Linked DNA regions of Homo sapiens: region 2 is linked to region 1. Evidence: read pairs that join two places in POLR2A ChIA-PET (ENCODE). Cell type or tissue: CD4-positive, alpha-beta T cell. All regions are shown on one strand. Each heading gives the region's core, and the rest is flanking DNA. Links, peaks and the distances in the headings are about the cores only.

Evidence for each region. Peaks named below come from ENCODE experiments on the same cell type or tissue, not always from the same donor. Only the 100,000 strongest peaks of a DNase experiment are listed, where the experiment ranks them.
Region 2: POLR2A ChIA-PET joins it to region 1 with 5 read pairs; 4 of 35 experiments call an interaction of 5 or more read pairs at or near these places.

The regions. Positions count from the first base shown.
Region 1 is chr16:27,422,417-27,430,590 of GRCh38, reverse strand. It overlaps IL21R (interleukin 21 receptor), which reads right to left. Exons shown (of 9, transcript NM_181078.3): 2 at 471-535. The coding sequence starts at 519. Among named protein-coding and RNA genes, the nearest start is that of IL21R, 24 kb to the right of the region's middle. In CD4-positive, alpha-beta T cell, for the core only: no CTCF peak of the experiment used is centred there; DNase peaks (open chromatin) are centred at 3,400 and 3,990; H3K27ac peaks cover 648 bases.
Region 2 is chr16:27,196,171-27,204,344 of GRCh38, reverse strand. KDM8 (lysine demethylase 8) reads right to left here and starts at 819. Exons shown (of 8, transcript NM_024773.3): 1 at 709-819. RefSeq lists an enhancer at 615-774. In CD4-positive, alpha-beta T cell, for the core only: no CTCF peak of the experiment used is centred there; a DNase peak (open chromatin) is centred at 4,464; H3K27ac peaks cover 1,732 bases.

The sequences.
Region 1 (8,174 bases), core at 2,168-6,167:
ACCCTCCTCAGCCTCCCAAAGGGCTGGGATTCCAGTAGGAGCCACCGCACCCGGTGCAGCAATTGTTGAAAAACATTTCCAAGGAGAGTCATTACATAAGGAGAAACTGAGGTTAGATGGAAGGCAGAACTTCCTCACTCAGAGAGTTGGGAGCCAGCCAAGGCAGAGGTCAGGGGAAATGAAGGACGAAGCCTTTCATCCCCCCAGTGACACCCGAAGACACAAGCCTGTGGGCTGGGCCACCTGAGACTCATGTCTACCGCTTCTGTTTCATGGAGCCCTTTGGTGGATGGATTCTGATTAGTGGAGAGCCGGCTACTGGACTCGTGTCAGCCTCAAGGGCATGGATGTCATCTTTTCTGAATCTGTGGACTCTAGCCGTGTTTTTGAGCCCAGAAAGCCAGCCCGGCCCTGGCTCAGCTCTGTGATGGGGGCCCTCCCCACCCGCAGACCACGGGGCAGCCACTTACCTCCCTGGAGCAGCAGCAGGAGCAAGGGGGCGGCCCAGCCACGCGGCATGCTGACTCCCACGGGCCTGCAAGAGACGTACAGTGGAGGGTGAGCCAGGCGGGCTCAGGGCTCCCCCGGCCTCCCCCTCATCCTGTCTCTTCCCAGGCAGACTTGCCCCTGATTCTTGGAACTGTCTTAAGAAAAATGCAAGATCCCGAGGGGCCTGTGGATGACCCCAAGAACTCCCACCTCTTAGAAATGGCAGATTCACCCCAAGAATCCCTTCTCCCACCTTCTTCCTGCCCCCGCCCCATCACGTCACAAATGCAAAGTGAATTTGTTTTATTATTTTATTTTAATATTTTTAGAGATGGGGTCATGTTCTGTTGCCCAGGCTGGAGTGCAATGGCGCAATCACGGCTCACTGCAGCCTCAACCTCCTGGGCTCAAGCGATCCTCCTGCATCAGCCTCCCGAGTAGCTGGGACCAAAGGCACGTGCCACCACGCCTGGCTAATTTTTAAAACATTTTTGTAGAGACGGCATCTTGCTATGTTGCCCAGGCTGGTCTCAAACTCCTGGGATCACATGATCCTCCTACCTCGGCCTCTCAAAGTGCTGGGATGACAGGCATGAGTCACCACGCCCAGCACAAGGTGAATTTAAAGAGGGAGGAGACTGCTGACTATTTTGCCCTTGCTGAGCCTATTGATGTAGCATTGTGTGTGAAATTAAACTTGTGTATTTATCTATCTAACAAAGAAAGAGGGAGGGAAAAAGAGAGGAAGGGAGAGAGAAAAGGAGAAAAAACTAGTTTGGAAAGGGGGATCTGCTGAGGAGCAATTTTGGATCTTCCTTCCTATAAACATCCATGTTGTAAAAAAAAGCCAGTAAATTGGCTTTTTTATGTTTATTTTTTAGACAAAGTCTCACTCTATCGCCCAGGCTGGAGTGCAGTGGCCCGATCTTGGCTCACTGCAACCTCTACCTCCCAGGTTCAAGCGATTCTCCTGCCTCAGCTTCCCAAGTAGCTGGGAATACAGGTGGCCGCCACCACGCCTGGCTAATTTTTGTATTTTTAGTAGAGACAGGGTTTTGCCATGTGGACTAGGCTGGTCTCGAACTCCTGGCCACAGGTGATCCACCCACCTCAGCCTCTCAAAGTGCTGGAATTACAGGCATGAGCCACTGCACCCAGCCATCAATAAATTGGCTTCTTACTGAATAATAAATCCAAAGTTAACCCACAAAGTTAACCACTGCTGAATACTTAAGATAAGGTTAGCCCAATAATGAGGCTCCTTACTCCATCACAAAGCCCAGATTAGCCCACTCGGGAGCATGCTAGGAAATCCAGGCCTGACCAAACAGAGACAACCTGACCTCCTAATTTGGGCCAGGATGGAGAAGGAACCTCTTTGGGGAGCAGAGTGAGTTTATCCAGAAAGAGTGCCCTCTACTGTCTTGGGCAGAGGAATGCCCCACCAGTCTGGCGATGCCAGGCTTCTCCTGGGACTTGTCTGTTTCACCCACCAGCTCTGTGTCTGTTTGAGGAAGTGCCAGCCAGAGGGCAGTGGTCCACCTGCCCAGACTCAGGAGCCCCTCCCAGACCAGCCCCTATAGACAAGAATGGAGCTAAAGCTAAACCTAAGAGGGATGCCCCATGCAGGACCCAAGTCACAGGCATGGCTTTCTCCAGACGCCATCCCTGACTCCACAAGGGGAAGATCCTCCTCCTCTGTGCCGGGGTTCCCAAAGATCCTACTCTGGCCCCATCCATAGTTCCCTCTGACCTCCCTCACAGAGCCATCAAAGAACCCTGGGGCAGGGCACAGGCTGGGGGGCCAGGAAGGTTCAGATGACCAGCTGTGTGGCTCCGGGCCAGTCCCTTGCCCTCTCTGAGCCTTGTAAAGTGGAAACAGCAAGGCCTGCTTCCAGGCTTGTGAGAATTCAAGGAGGTGATTTGCATAAAACCCTGCAGATGGCCCCCATCACATAAACACTCAAACAACAGCTGTAATTGATGGAGAAGGTAGAGCCTCAGAAACAGAGGGGGTCTCAGAATGATCTAGCCAAGAGTTGCCAAAATATCTCATATCCAAAATTTTGGCCATATTTGTATATTGTGTGCACTGTTGTTTATTTTAATACATATTTTAATATATTTTCTATAGATAAGCACACTTAAAAATTTAACTCCAGCATCATCCTAAGCAATAACATCACTACTCAAATAAAATAATGTTGAGGTAGATGCAGTTTCAACCTGCTTTTAGGAATATGAATCCTGTGTGATTCCAACCCCTGCAGAGGTCCTGTTATCACACTTTGAAGATGTGGCCTCTGATCGCAGGAGGGGGAGTCTGTGTCTGCCCCCTCACTATTCTGTCCACATCCATCACCCCAGCCACGGTGCGAGTCCTGACATAGCTCTGTCCCCGTCACTCCCTGATGGTTTTATCTTGACCACAGCACAGCAAAAAGTGCAAACTCCTTTGCCCAGATTCAATATTCCTCATCTCCAGCTTGACCAACATAGCAAGACCTTGTCTCTACCAAAAATAAAAATAGAAGTAAAAATAAGTTAGCCGGGTGCTGTGTGCCTGTGGTCCCAGCTATTCGGGAGACTGAGGAAGGAGGATCACTTGAGTGCCGGAGGTCCAGGCTGCAGTGAGCCATGATTGCACTATTGCACTCCAGCCTGAATGAAAGAGTGAGACCCTGTCTTTAAAAAAACAAACAGACAAACAAAAAACTCCTCATCCCTCCTAATTTCTTACCTCTGCCTACATCACAGAGCCCTAGGGATGTGGAGGGGGTACCTGCTGCTTCTGCCTGCCCGGCGTCTCTTCCCAAAGAGCTCCTCTATCTGAGCTGCCTCTAGTGGTTTGCCTGAGGCTGACTCCACCCCATGCTCCACAAAGTGGGCTCCTGACCCAGGCTTGGCCAATCAAAACACCCCATCTGTCTGACCACAGTGATTGCATCAGGGATGGATGTCAACCCAGGCAAGGCCAGTGAAAGCAGTCCTGAGATTTTTTTTCTAGAACTCTAGAAAACTGACACTTTTTTTGGTATCTTCTCAGAGCTTGTAGCCATCTTTGTCACCTCTTAGAGACAGCCTCCTTGAAAATGACAGCCATACTGAGAAATACAGGTCAGGAGTCCCCATGGCATCATGGGAGGTCCTGGATCCAGCCATATCTGATGTCCACCCTGTGGATTTCTCATTCCCATGAGCCAAAAACCACCTATGTTGCTTAATCATGTTGAATTCTATTTCTGTCACTTGCCACCAAAGATCCCTGACACAGTGGAGTTGAGAAAAGGGCTCAGAATTTGAAGCCAGAAGATCTTGAAGCAAATAGTAGCTCTTCTCTGGCTCTTTTATTCTCTGAACTCAGTTACCATCTCTGAAATGGGGACAATAGTGCTCACTGCACCTGGCAGTGAAGAAGAGGCTGTGAGAAAGCAGATGTGGTAGTGCTTCACGGACTGTGAAGTGCTGTACCAGTGCACGGGTTTCCTGCCATTACTGGCTGACTGCCCTGAATTACTCATCGTCTCCCCGGCAGCCCAGGCTTCGTCATGCATCTTTGCCTCTGCTGGAGCAGACTCCTGCCCTCCAACACCTTTCCCCTCCCATCCTCTCAACTCAACTTTCATGGTCCATGTGCTGTATCCCTGCAGCCACACTGGAGTGTTCCAGAACTCCTGCCACTAGCCTATTGCGTTTGAGGTTTTCACTGGTGCTACTATTAATTATCCACTTACTATTGATCTTTACCTTGCCTCCTATTTTTTACTCCAATAAACATGTCTCAAAAATATTATATCATGACCATCAGCAGATAACTGGCATGAAATAGGCAGTGTGCGCCATGCTGGTCAAGACACAGACTATGGAGCTGGCTGGTCTCAGTTCAAATCCCAGCTCTGCCACTTATAGGCTTTGTGGCCTTGGGCAGTTTGCTTAACCTTTCTGGGCCTCATCTGTAAAATGGGAGTAATGATAATCACAGCACCTGCCTCATAGGTCTTTGGGAGAATTAAATTAGTCAACATTTATAAAGCATTTAGAACAGTGCCTGGCATATAGCAGATATTATATAAGTGTTACTTAAACAAAACAATCAACTTACCATAAAACTAAATACAATACAACATAAAAACTAAATACAAGAAAAACAAAGGCAGTAATTGAATTTTAGTGACATGCTACTGCCTGCCTGAGAGTCCTAGAAACTGGAGATGTGGTTTGTCTTTGTTTAAAGTTAAGAAAGGGAGGCCGGGCACACTGGGTCATGCCTGTAATCCCAGCACTTTGGGAGGCCGAGGTGGGAGGATCATTTGAGGTCAGGAGTTCGAGACCAGCCTGGCCAACACGGCGAAACCCCATCTCTACTAAAAATACAAAAATTAGCCGGGTGTGATGGTGTGTGCCTATAATCCCAGCTACTCAGGAGGCTGAGACAGGAGAATTGCTTGAACCCAGGAAGAGGCGGAGGTTGCAGTGAGCAGAGATTACACCACTGTACTCCAGCCTGGGCAACAGAGCAAGACACTCTGTCTCAAAAAAAAACAAAACAAAACACAAAAAAAGAGAGAGTAGTGTTTAAGATGCGATAGCACCAAATTGAGAATCTTGCCTCCTCCATCAGCAGGGCAAGTGATGAAAGAGCCTACGCTTTCACTAGGGGATCCAGGGATATTTAACACTGTTTAAAATAAACTGCTCACTTCTGGGAAACATCAGCTTAAAAACACAGACTTTCTCCATCACTCCCTCCTCATGCTCCCACAGCACCAAATGGGGCCTACCCTAATTCCACTGCCTTCTCTGCCCCGAATCCATCCCCTTTTGGGTCTTTGCACGCAGGCTGACCCCTGAGGGCAACAGCACCTTATCCTCAGATACAGATCGGGCCACCATGTGTGTTTCCTACAAGGACAGAAGGTGTCTTAGGAGGCTTCCTGCTACAGGAGCCCCTTGATATGGTTTGGATATTTGTCCCACCCAAATCTCATGTTGAAATGTCATCCCCAATGTTGGAGGTGGGGCCTGGTGGGAGGTGATTGGATCATGGGGGCGGATTTCTCATGAATGGCTTAGTGCCATCCGCTTGGTGATGAGTGAGTTCACCTGAGATCTAATTGTTCAGAAGTGCGTGGCGCCTCCCCCTTTTGCTCCAGCTGTCGCTATGTGATGTGTCTGCTTCTGCTTCACCTTCAGCCTTGAGTAAAGGCTCCCTGAGGGCCTCCTTACCAGAAGCCGAGAAGATGCTGGCAGTATGCTTGTACAGCCTGCAGAACCATGAGCCAATTAAACCTCTTTTCTTTATAAATTACCCAGTCTCAGGTATTGCTTTATGGCAATGCAAGAATGGCCTGACACACCGCTGCAGCACCCAACCTCTGCAGTCTCCTACGGAGGAGTGAAGTGCACCTGACTTGGAGTGTGCCAGGTCCCAGCTGTGCGTCTTTGGGCAAGTTCTCTAACCCCTCTGATTCTCTGTTTTCTCATCCATAAAATGGAGGTCATCAATCTTTGCTGCAGGTTTGTCATGAGCATTAAAAGTGTCATCGAATTTGAAGTCCTGTAGGTGCATTTATCCACCAGTTTCAGTGCTGAGAAATGTTTCCTGGAGTTGCTGTAATTCACCCTAAAAGTTGACCAAATTTCAAGAGATTCTGGGGAAATGGAGAAGCTTGGGGCAGGAAATTAGATTGAAGTGAGTGCTATGGAGAATATAAGGTGCTTAACTTCATGGTCAACGTGGTGGCTCATGCCTGTAATCCCAATACTTTGGGAGGCCGAGGTGGGTGGATCACCTGAGGTCAGGAGTTCGAGACCAGCCTGGCCAACATGGTGAAACCCATCTCTACTAAAAATACAAAAATTAGCCAGGTGTGGTGGTGGGCACCTGTAATCCCAGCTACTCTGGAGGCTGAGGCAGGAGAATTGCTTGAACCCGGGAGGTGGAGGTTGCAGTGAGCCGAGATTGCACCACTGCACTCCAGCCTGGGTGACAGAGCGAGACTCCATCTCAAAAAAAAGAAAAAGAAGAGAAAAGAAATACAAAGAAAAACCACAATGACATACCATTTTAATTTTGTCGGATTGGCAAAAACTGAAAGTCTGATGACATCACATATTGCTCAGGATATGATATAATAGGAACTCTCATTTATAGCCAGAGGAAATGTAAATTATTACAACTGGTCTGGTAAAAAGTTTGGCATGACCTAATAAAAGCGAACACATGCCCTACCTAAAACCCAGTAACTTCACTCTTATGTAAACTGGTAAAGAAATTCTTCCTGCATGTCTATAGCAGCATTGATTTTAATAGTGAAAAATTGGAAACAATCTAAATAGCCATCATCAGGAGAGTGAAAAAATAAATCGCAATACTGTCACTCAGTGTAAACATGAATCATTTACAGCCACACACAACAAAGTGAATGACTCTCACAAACAAAATTTGGAGTGAAAAAAGGAAGTTAGAGAACAGCATAAGCATAATAACACCATTGACACCACACTGAAAACCATACAAAATCATCCTATATATTGTTTAGGTAAGCACACCCATCATAAAAATATTTAAAAATTCATGGGGATAATAACATCAAATTTTGAATAGTGTGGAAAAGGAGGGGGTGTGAGAAGGAGGAATGTTCAAGGGTCTCAACAGTTTGGTAAAGCTTGGTGAAGCTACCATGGGTGTTGATTATATTTTATGCCCTTTTGTATGTTCAAACTATTTCATACCATTTTAAATGTAAGTGAGGCTTAGTTTTGTAAAATAAAATATGGATGAGGGACTTCCACTTCTGGCTATAATGAAGTAGCTGTTGTCACACTAATCCTCCCACTGAGGGCAACTACTAAGCAGAAAAAAAAAAACTGCACAAGAGAGTGCCAACTTATATAGTACTTAAGAGAGGAAAAATGCATTGAAATTCTGCATGCAATTTCCCCTCAAATCATGTGCAAAGTCATTGAAAATAAGTAGCATGCCAAGAAACTTAGCAAAAAAACACCTGCTAATAGGTGGGAAAACTAAGAAGGAATTTTCACAGTTTTACAAGCTGAGGGAAGAATTAGAGTTCAGGGCCTGGCAAAAAAAAGATGGGCCCTGGTGAGTACCCAGCTATTTAGAAAATACTATTCCTTGGGAATAAGGAAAAATTAGAAATAGTTCATTCTTGACTGCATCAAGGTGTAATCTGCTTATATGCTATATGTCTGCTAGAAGAAAATTTAAATTGATCTAGAAAAAGTTAGCTTCATCCAAAGCCTCTATACTTTTTATACATAATGTCCAACTTTCAGTTAAAATTACAAGGTAAACCAACAAGCAGTATCAAATGATCAACAATGAAGATAAAATAGACAATAGAAAAGTTACTTAGGTGAATTGGAAAATGGCATTATCAGATATGATTTAAAATAACTATGATTAATGTGTTCAAAAATTCTATCAGAAATTTGGAACCTATTTAAAAAGTAGAAATCCTGGAACTGAAAAATATAATAACTGAAGTTTATAAGGACTGAAGAGATGGATTTGGCAACATACTAGTAACATCAGAAGAGAGGATTAGTAAACTGGAAGATTGGTCAATAGAAAATACCAAGATTGAAGCATGCAGAGAAAAAAAGTTCAAAAATACAGAAAAGAGCAAAAGAGACATAGAAGACATTGTGAAATGATCTAA
Region 2 (8,174 bases), core at 2,642-6,641, 230 kb after region 1:
CCAACGCCTGCGCACCTCCTGTCCCCGGGCTTGCTCCCGAGTCCTCCTGAGCACGGCGATTCCTACCGTTGCCGGGAAACGCACCGATGCCCATCGTTAAGTCCTACCGAGCTACAAGCACCTTTCCTTAGGGCAGTCACACACCCAGGCCCCAGAGGGTCCCCCGTACCCCGCACTGGCCTTGAGCCCCGAGGCCTCAGACCCCCTTCCCTCCTCAGCGCCTTCCCCGGGGCTGCATTTCTCGCGGCTCATATTTGGGACCTGACGGCGGAATCGTTTCCAGCCTGCCTTGCGGCCCAGGGGCAGCGGCTGGTTGCCTAAAAGCAGCGGACACACATATAGCAGAGTATAAAACCCGCGCAGGCGCACTAGGCCTACACCAACGCGACGCCAAGAACCGCTAAAGCGCACAGCAGCCCGCCGTAAGGGCCTGCCCTCACGCATGCGCAAAACCACTGCCAAGAGACGAGCATACGCACGCGCGGAACCTTTCCCTTTATCCTCCCGCAGGGCAGGCCGGCGACGAGCTAAATTGCATTCTCAGAGCGCATGCGGCAACTCGAGCCACCCTCGGGGTTTTCCAAGGCGCACGCGCGAGGCCGGGCTTGGCTGCTTCACATGACGCCTGCGCGGTCTATGCCTCTGAACCCGGCCTCTCCACTTCTGAGGAACTGGAGCTGACTCCGCTCTCGAGTTGCTCAGACTAACCTCTCTTCAGCTGGGACGGTGTCGAGTCGCCTTTGGGCTGGCGAAGACTCGTTGCGTTTGGTCCGACCACTCGGCTGTGTCCCCTGAGGAGCCAGAGGCTAGCATAGGAGTATCGATCGCTCACCGCTCGTCTGATCACGACGCAGTGCCTGGAGGAGCGCCGAGTGATCGATGCCGTGGCCCCGCCCCACTGCTGTTTAAAAGGCCGGGGGATGGAGAAGACAGAAAGGCTTGGCTGTATCCTCTGGGTCCTTCCACGCTAGTGATACCGCTTTTTCCTCTGCACAGATAACAACTTCGTACAAGGCTGTTTGCATCCACCATTTAATCTCTGCAGCTAGGATTATTAGTTCTCCCTATTTTACAGAGAGCGAAACTGAGGCTCAGTGATTAAAGTGGCCACATACTTGTACTTTTGGAAAGTCAGATCCACAATTACCCACGAGCAAGTGCTGCATCCACAGTCTGTTCGAGTGAGAAGGCAAGTGGCCAGGGGACACACTCCTGCCACCTTTGCTTTGATGCCGAGTGGTGCGTGGTCACTGGGACTTTTGTGTTTTGAGCACACACTCCTGTGGACTCCAAGTATGCACGCCTTTTGCAGCATTGCACAGAGGCATGGAAAGTTATGTTCGTACTGAGCTTGGGGTCTGAGTAGGAAACAGGCTTGCTCAGGATCAGTTCATAGATTAGTGGATTCTAGGTACGGTGCTAAAATACTTTAAAAATATGAGGATCGTAGCTATTGTAATGATCATGCTCATCCCCATTTTAGGGAGTGTATTAGTCCGCTTTCATGCTGCTGATAAAGACATACCCGAGACTGGGCAATTTACAAACAAAAAGGTTTAATGGATTCACAGTTCCACATGGCTGGGGAGGCCTCAAAATCATGGTGGAAGGTGAAAGGCACGTTTTACATGGTGGAAGACGAGATAATGAGAACCAAGTGAAAAGGGAAACCGCTTATAAAACCATCAGATCTCATGAGTCATATTCACTACCAGGAGAACAGTATGAGGGGAACCTCCCCTATCATTCAGTTATCTCCTACTGGGCCCTTCCGCAACACGGAATTATGGGAGCTACAATTCAAGATGAGATTTGGGTGGGGACACAGCCAAACCATATCAGGGAGGGAGCAAGTAAAGCACAGAAAGATCTCCTAACCCACCAGGCTCACTGGGATGCTGGTGTTTGAACTCAGCAGCCACAGGTTTAGAATCCTCATGGTTATGTGCTACACTAAGTTTCCACCCTTGAGTAGTGACAATGTTGAATTTTCCCTGAGTCTTGTGTCCCCGGAAAAAAGTAAAAAGGAATTGCTCTCACCCTTTTGTGTTGTGGAAAAAAGTTTACTGCAAAGAATCACCCCCCACCCCCACAAGAGAATTTAGATAAGACTCCAAGACACCACCCCCATTGTTTACCTGTGAGAGCAGGTAAACAGGACACAGACCCTCCAATTCTCATTCATTGTCTTATAAGTGATTACCTGAACTGCTTGTCCCACTAATCAATCCTTATAAAACGCTGGTCAACCACTTTGGTTAAGATTCTTTCCTTCCTCCAGGCCCCTGAACTTTGGCTCACCCTGGGCCTGGGCCAGCAGACAGCCCCTCCTCAGAATAGGCTGGCCTCAGGTTGATATATTCTCTGATCTACTAACCCATCATGTCACCCTTTCACCCCACTTCCAGGTTCTTTCTAGCCTTGTTTTCTTCTTCCTATGAAAGAAAAGCTCTTTTTGGCCTAACCCTTGTGGCCACAGTGTACTCTCTTTTGCAAGTCTCCCTTCCCCTGTTATAATAGTCCCTCCTGGCCAGGCGTGGTGGCTCACACCTGTAATCCCAGCACTTTGGGAGGCCGAGGCGGGCGGATCACGAGGTCAGGAGATTGAGACCATCCTGGCTAACACAGTGAAACCCCGTCTCTACTAAAAATACAAAAAATTACCCGGGTGTGGTCACGGGCACCTGTAGTCCCAGCTACTCGGGAGGCTGAGGCAGGAGAATGGTGTGAACCTGGGAGGCGGAGCTTGCAGTGGGCCGAGACACCGCACTCCAGCCTGGATGACAGAGCGAGACTCCGTCTCAAAAAAAAAAGAAAAAAAAGTCCCTCCTGCACCTTGCAATAATCCTTTCAAATAAAGCCACTCTTTTTTGTTTCCTTCAAATAGGATTTTTCTTTTTTATTTTTTTAAAATTATACTTTAAGTTTTGGTTTACATGTGCACAGCGTGCAGGTTTGTTACATACGTATACATGTGCCATGTTGGTTTGCTACACCCATCAACTTGTCATTTGCCTTAGGTATTTCTCCTAATGCCATCCCTCCCCCAGGACCCCACCCCCTGCCAGGCCCTAGTGTGTGATGTTCCCCTCCCTGTGTCTACGTGTTCTCATTGTTCAACTCTCACTTATGATTGAGGACATGTGGTGTTTGGTTTTCTCTTCTTGTGTTACTTTGCTGAGAATGATGGTTTCCATTTTCATCCATGTCCTTGCAAAGGACATGAACTCATCCTTTTTTATGGCTGCATAGTATTCCATGGTGCATATGTGCCACATTTTCTTTATCCAGTCTATCATTGATGGGCATTTGGGTTGGTTGCTATTGTGAACAGTGCTGCAAAAAACATACGTGTGCATGTGTCTTTATAGTAGAATGTACAAAAATCACAAGCATTCCTATACACCAATACCAGACAAACCGAGAGTCAAATCATGAGTGAACTCCCATTCAATAAAATACCTAGGAATCCAACTTACAAGGGATGTGAAGGACCTCTTCAAGGAGAACTACAAACCACTGCTCAAGGAAATAAAAGAGGACACAAACAAATGCAAGAACATTCCATGCTCATGGATAGGAAGAATCAATATCATGAAAATGGCCATACTGCCCAAAGTAATTTATAGATTCAATGCTATCCCCATCAAGCCACCACTGACTTTCTTCACAGAATTGGAAAAAACTACTTTAAACTTCATGTGGAACCAAAAAAGAGCCTGCATAGCCAAGACAATCCTAAGCAAAAAGAACAAAGCTGGAGGCATCATGCTACCTGACTTCAAACTGTACTACAAGGCTATAGTAACCAAAACAGCATGGTACTGGTACCAAAACAGATATATAGACCAATGGAACAGAACAGAGGCCTCAGAAATAACACCACACATCTACAACTATCTGATCTTTGACACACCTGACAAAAACAAGCAATGGGGAAAGGATTCCCTATTTAATAAATCGTGCTGCGAAAACTGGCTAGCCATATGCAGAAAGCTGAAACTGGATCTCTACCTTACACCTTATACAAAAATTAATTCAAGATGGATTAAAGACTTAAACATAAGACCTAAAACCATAGAAGCTGTAGAAGAAAACCTAGGCAATACCATTCAGGACATAGGGATGGGAAAAGCCACTCTTTACTAGATCTGAATTTGTTTTGACAGTGGATGGGCAGTTACTCTACAGAGACTACAGTAGGGCGGGCACTAGAATCTCCAACTTGCCCAGACAGGCACCACAGCAAGGACCAAAGGAGATTTGACCTGGGACCCCCTGATTCCAGAAGCCACAGTGTTCAGGAACTGGCTGTTAATGGTGGGTATGGAGTGCTGCCAGTCAGGCAGAGACAAACACCCCTTTTACCAGCTTGTTTGTGTTTTCAAAACTGGCTTGTTGAAATGAATTACAGGCGCAGATGAAATGTTTTCTTAAAAGAACCACAATTTTTCACCACAGGGTTTCACTTCCTGTAGTCTCTTTGCCAGTCCCTCCACCTCCTGTCATTCCCAGCAGCCTTAGAATTGGCCATTAAGCTGACAGACCCATTTGAATGCTGCAAAAGCCACTGAACAGAAAAAGGCATCATTTAGGCCCATATTTGTGATTTTTCTCCATTTGATCAGAAGCCTGTAATTTAAATATATCCAAGTGTGCTGGGAGCATTCGTGACTTAATTATCAAATTTATTTAAAATATATACATACAAACAAAGCTCCAAACTTGCAAACAACGTGTAGCTTGGCCATGAAAGAGACATTTAATTTACTTCAATTGCTTAAAAATAGACATGAAAACCTCCCATGTCTTGGCTCTTCCACTGATGCCACCTGGATTTTCCAGGTGGAGGGTCTGCTCACTTAGTTATTCTGTGCTTTCAATTTCATTTCAGCATGTGACCTTCAGCCGGGAGCTAGCAAGCCTAAAATGACCTTGCGTGAAGACTCAGAGCAAAATACCAGGTGTTTTGTTGAGTGGGTTCCCCTGGGGTACAAGCAAATAGCCCCCAACATAAAGTAAGGCAGACCGGGATACTTTCTGTCTGAGCCTCAGTGTCCACCTCTGAAGTGGCTATGTTGTCTGGGATATATACCCTGGGGTTCATTGTTGCAGCCAGGAAAATTTAGGACATGGACACACATGAGGAGGTTAGGAGCGGAGGTTTAATAGGTAGAAGAGGAGAGAAAGAGAAACAGCTTCCTCTATCGAGGAAGGGGTGTCTCAGTGGGAAAGACTGGTTGGCAGCAAATGCGCAAATTTTATAGTCCAGTTTGAGGAGGCGGTGTCTGATTTACATGGGGCTCATAGATTGGTTAGATCAAGTGTGACGTTTACATAGTGCGTGCAGAAGGCTAGTCACCTCACCCTAATCTTATTATGCAAATGGGCTTTCCAGTTGATCAGCGCCATCTTGTCTGCTTCTTACAGTACATGTGGCTGGCAGAGAAGGGAAGATGGAGCCACCATCTTGAAAATGTCTAGTTGTTAGTTCCTGCCCTCATTCACCCATGCAAGCTCCCAGCTTGCTTGTCTATATCTGCAGCTCAACTTTACAGGCTGCTCTTTGTTAGAAAATGATTTGGGGCTGCTTTTCATGAAAAAGAAAGGCCTTTTACAAGGGTAAAAGGCTATCTGCATAAGTGATTTCTTCTTAACTTCTATGTCGTCTTCATGAAATAGGTATTGTGAACCCTAAATAGCCGAGACAGGTCTCAGTCGATTTAGGAAGTTTATTTTGCCAAAGTTAAGGACGGGCCTGTGACACAGCCTCAGGAGGTCCTGATGACATGTGCCGAAGGTGGTTGGGGCACAGCTTAGTTTTATCCATTCTAGGGAGACATGAGACATCAATCAATATGTGTGAGATGTACATTGGTTTGGTCTGGAAAGGCAGGACAACTCGAAGGAGGGAAGGGGCTTCCAGGTCATAGGTGGATAAGTGACAAATTGTTGCATTCTTTTGAGTTTCTGATTAGCCTTTCCAAAGGAATCCATCAGATATGCATTTCTCTCAGTGAGCGGAGGGGTGACTGTGAGTTCTGTCTGTCCTGAGTCCATAAGAAAATCCCTTGTGGACAAATTGTGAGGAGGTATGTAGCTTTTTTATCTTACTAGCCATCTTCTTTAGGAATGGAATAGGAGGCAGGTTTGCCCTAAGCCGTTCCCAGCTTGACTTTTCCCTTTGGCTTAGTGATTTTGGGATCCTGAGATTTATTTTCCTTTCACAGTATGATAACCGACCTCCCCAGGAGGTAGTGATGGTTAGATAAGGCAGTTAAATGTCTCAAGCTACACTCTCTGTTCTTCCCTCTGTCCCAGAATCTATTTATTCCAACCCTCCACTCACCTGCTGGTAATGGCACAGGCTGCCCTTCCGGTTCTGTGTCCAAGGACCCCTGTGGGCAGTGTGGAAATTCTTAAAATATAGGTTCTTGGGTACTGCTTCTGGATATTTCGATTCAGTAGTTCTGGAGTCAGGTCCAGCTACCAGCCAGCAGCCTGGCCAGGGTTTTGCATTTTCACTAGCTTTCCAGAAAACACAGAGGGAGATGGCACCCACATTTTTGGAAATGTAGCCGATGCCTGGAGAAGTGTTACCCAGACTATGTTACCCAGGCTGGTCTCAAACTCCTGGCTTCAAGTGGTCCCCCTGCCTCAGTCTCCCAAAGTGCCGGGATTACAGGAATGAGTTACGGCAGCTGACAGAGAATCTATTACTTGATGGGAGAGGCTTTAAGTCACATGTCAGAAGGCTTGGGTATGGATGAAGGATGATGTCAAATTTTGGTGCGATTTTTGCAGTGGACAAACACACAAATCCCTGCCCATGTTCTAGTGGCGGGAAACAGGAAATTAGAAAATTATGTGCATTGTTATATATATTATGACTCAAGCAGGGGAAGGGGGACAATGGTGCTATATGTGTGTGTGGTGAGGGCTGCTGGTTTGCATGGAGTGCTCAAATCCTCTCTGATAAGGTGACACCTGAGCTGCAACCTGAAGGAGGTGAGAGAGTAAGTCATATGGGGCCATGTGTGGGAAGACAGTTCCAGGCACAGGGAACAGCAGGTGTGCTGGGCATCTAAAGAAGGAGCACAGAGGTCATCGTGGTTGGTGGTGGGGAGCAAAAGCTGGGGAGTAGAAGCTGATGACGTCAGAGAGATAACTTGGGGGTAACTCTTGTAGGGCTTTACCGGATGTCGTTAGGATTTAGGCTTTTGTTATGGGTGAAATGGGAAGCCCTTGGAGGGTTTTGAACAGAAGAGTGACATGATCTGAGTTAGATTTTAGGAACTCACAGTCCTAGACAATTAAAGATGTAATATTAATAAATACACTGGGTGCAGCAGCTCACACCTGTTATTTCAGCACTGTGGGAGGCTGAAGTAGGAGGATTGCTTGAGGCTGGGATTTCGAGAACAGCCTGGGCAACATAGCAAGACCCTATCTCTACAAAGAAATTTTAAAAAGCCAGACATGATAGCACATGCCTGTAATCCCAGCACTTTGGGAGGCCGAGGCAGGTGGATCACTTGAGGTCGGGAGTTTGAGACCAGCCTGGCTAACATGGTGAAACCCTGTCTCTAACAAAAATTCGGCCAGGCACAGTGGCTCACACCTGTAATCTCAGCACTTTGGGAAGCCGAGGCAGGCAGATCAACTGAGGTTGGGAGTTCGAGACCAGCCTGACCAACAAGGAGAAACCCCGTGTCTACTAAAAATACAAAATTAGCCAGGCGTGATGGCGTATGCCTGTAATCCCAGCTACTCGGGAGGCTGAGGCAAGAGAATTGCTGAACCCAGGAGGCAGAGTCTGCAGTGAGCGGAGATGGCACCATTGCACTCCAGCCTGGGCAACAAGAGCGAAACTCCGTCTAAAAAAAAAAAAAAATTAGCTGGGCGTGGTGGCGCATGCCTGTAGTTCTAGCTACTCGAGTGGCTGAGGTGGGAGGATTGCTTGAGCCCTGAACTTCAAGGGAGGCTGCAGTGAGCAGTGGGCTATGATCATGCCACTGCACTCCAGCCAGGGCAACAGAGCAAGACCCTGACTCTAAAAAAAAAGAAATAATAAATAGCAATAACTGTGAGGAGTGTGTCATGTTAGGTGACATGTGGAGAACCACAGGCACATGTCACAGGTTCAGATCAAAGGTAAAGAAGGGTGTGGCAGT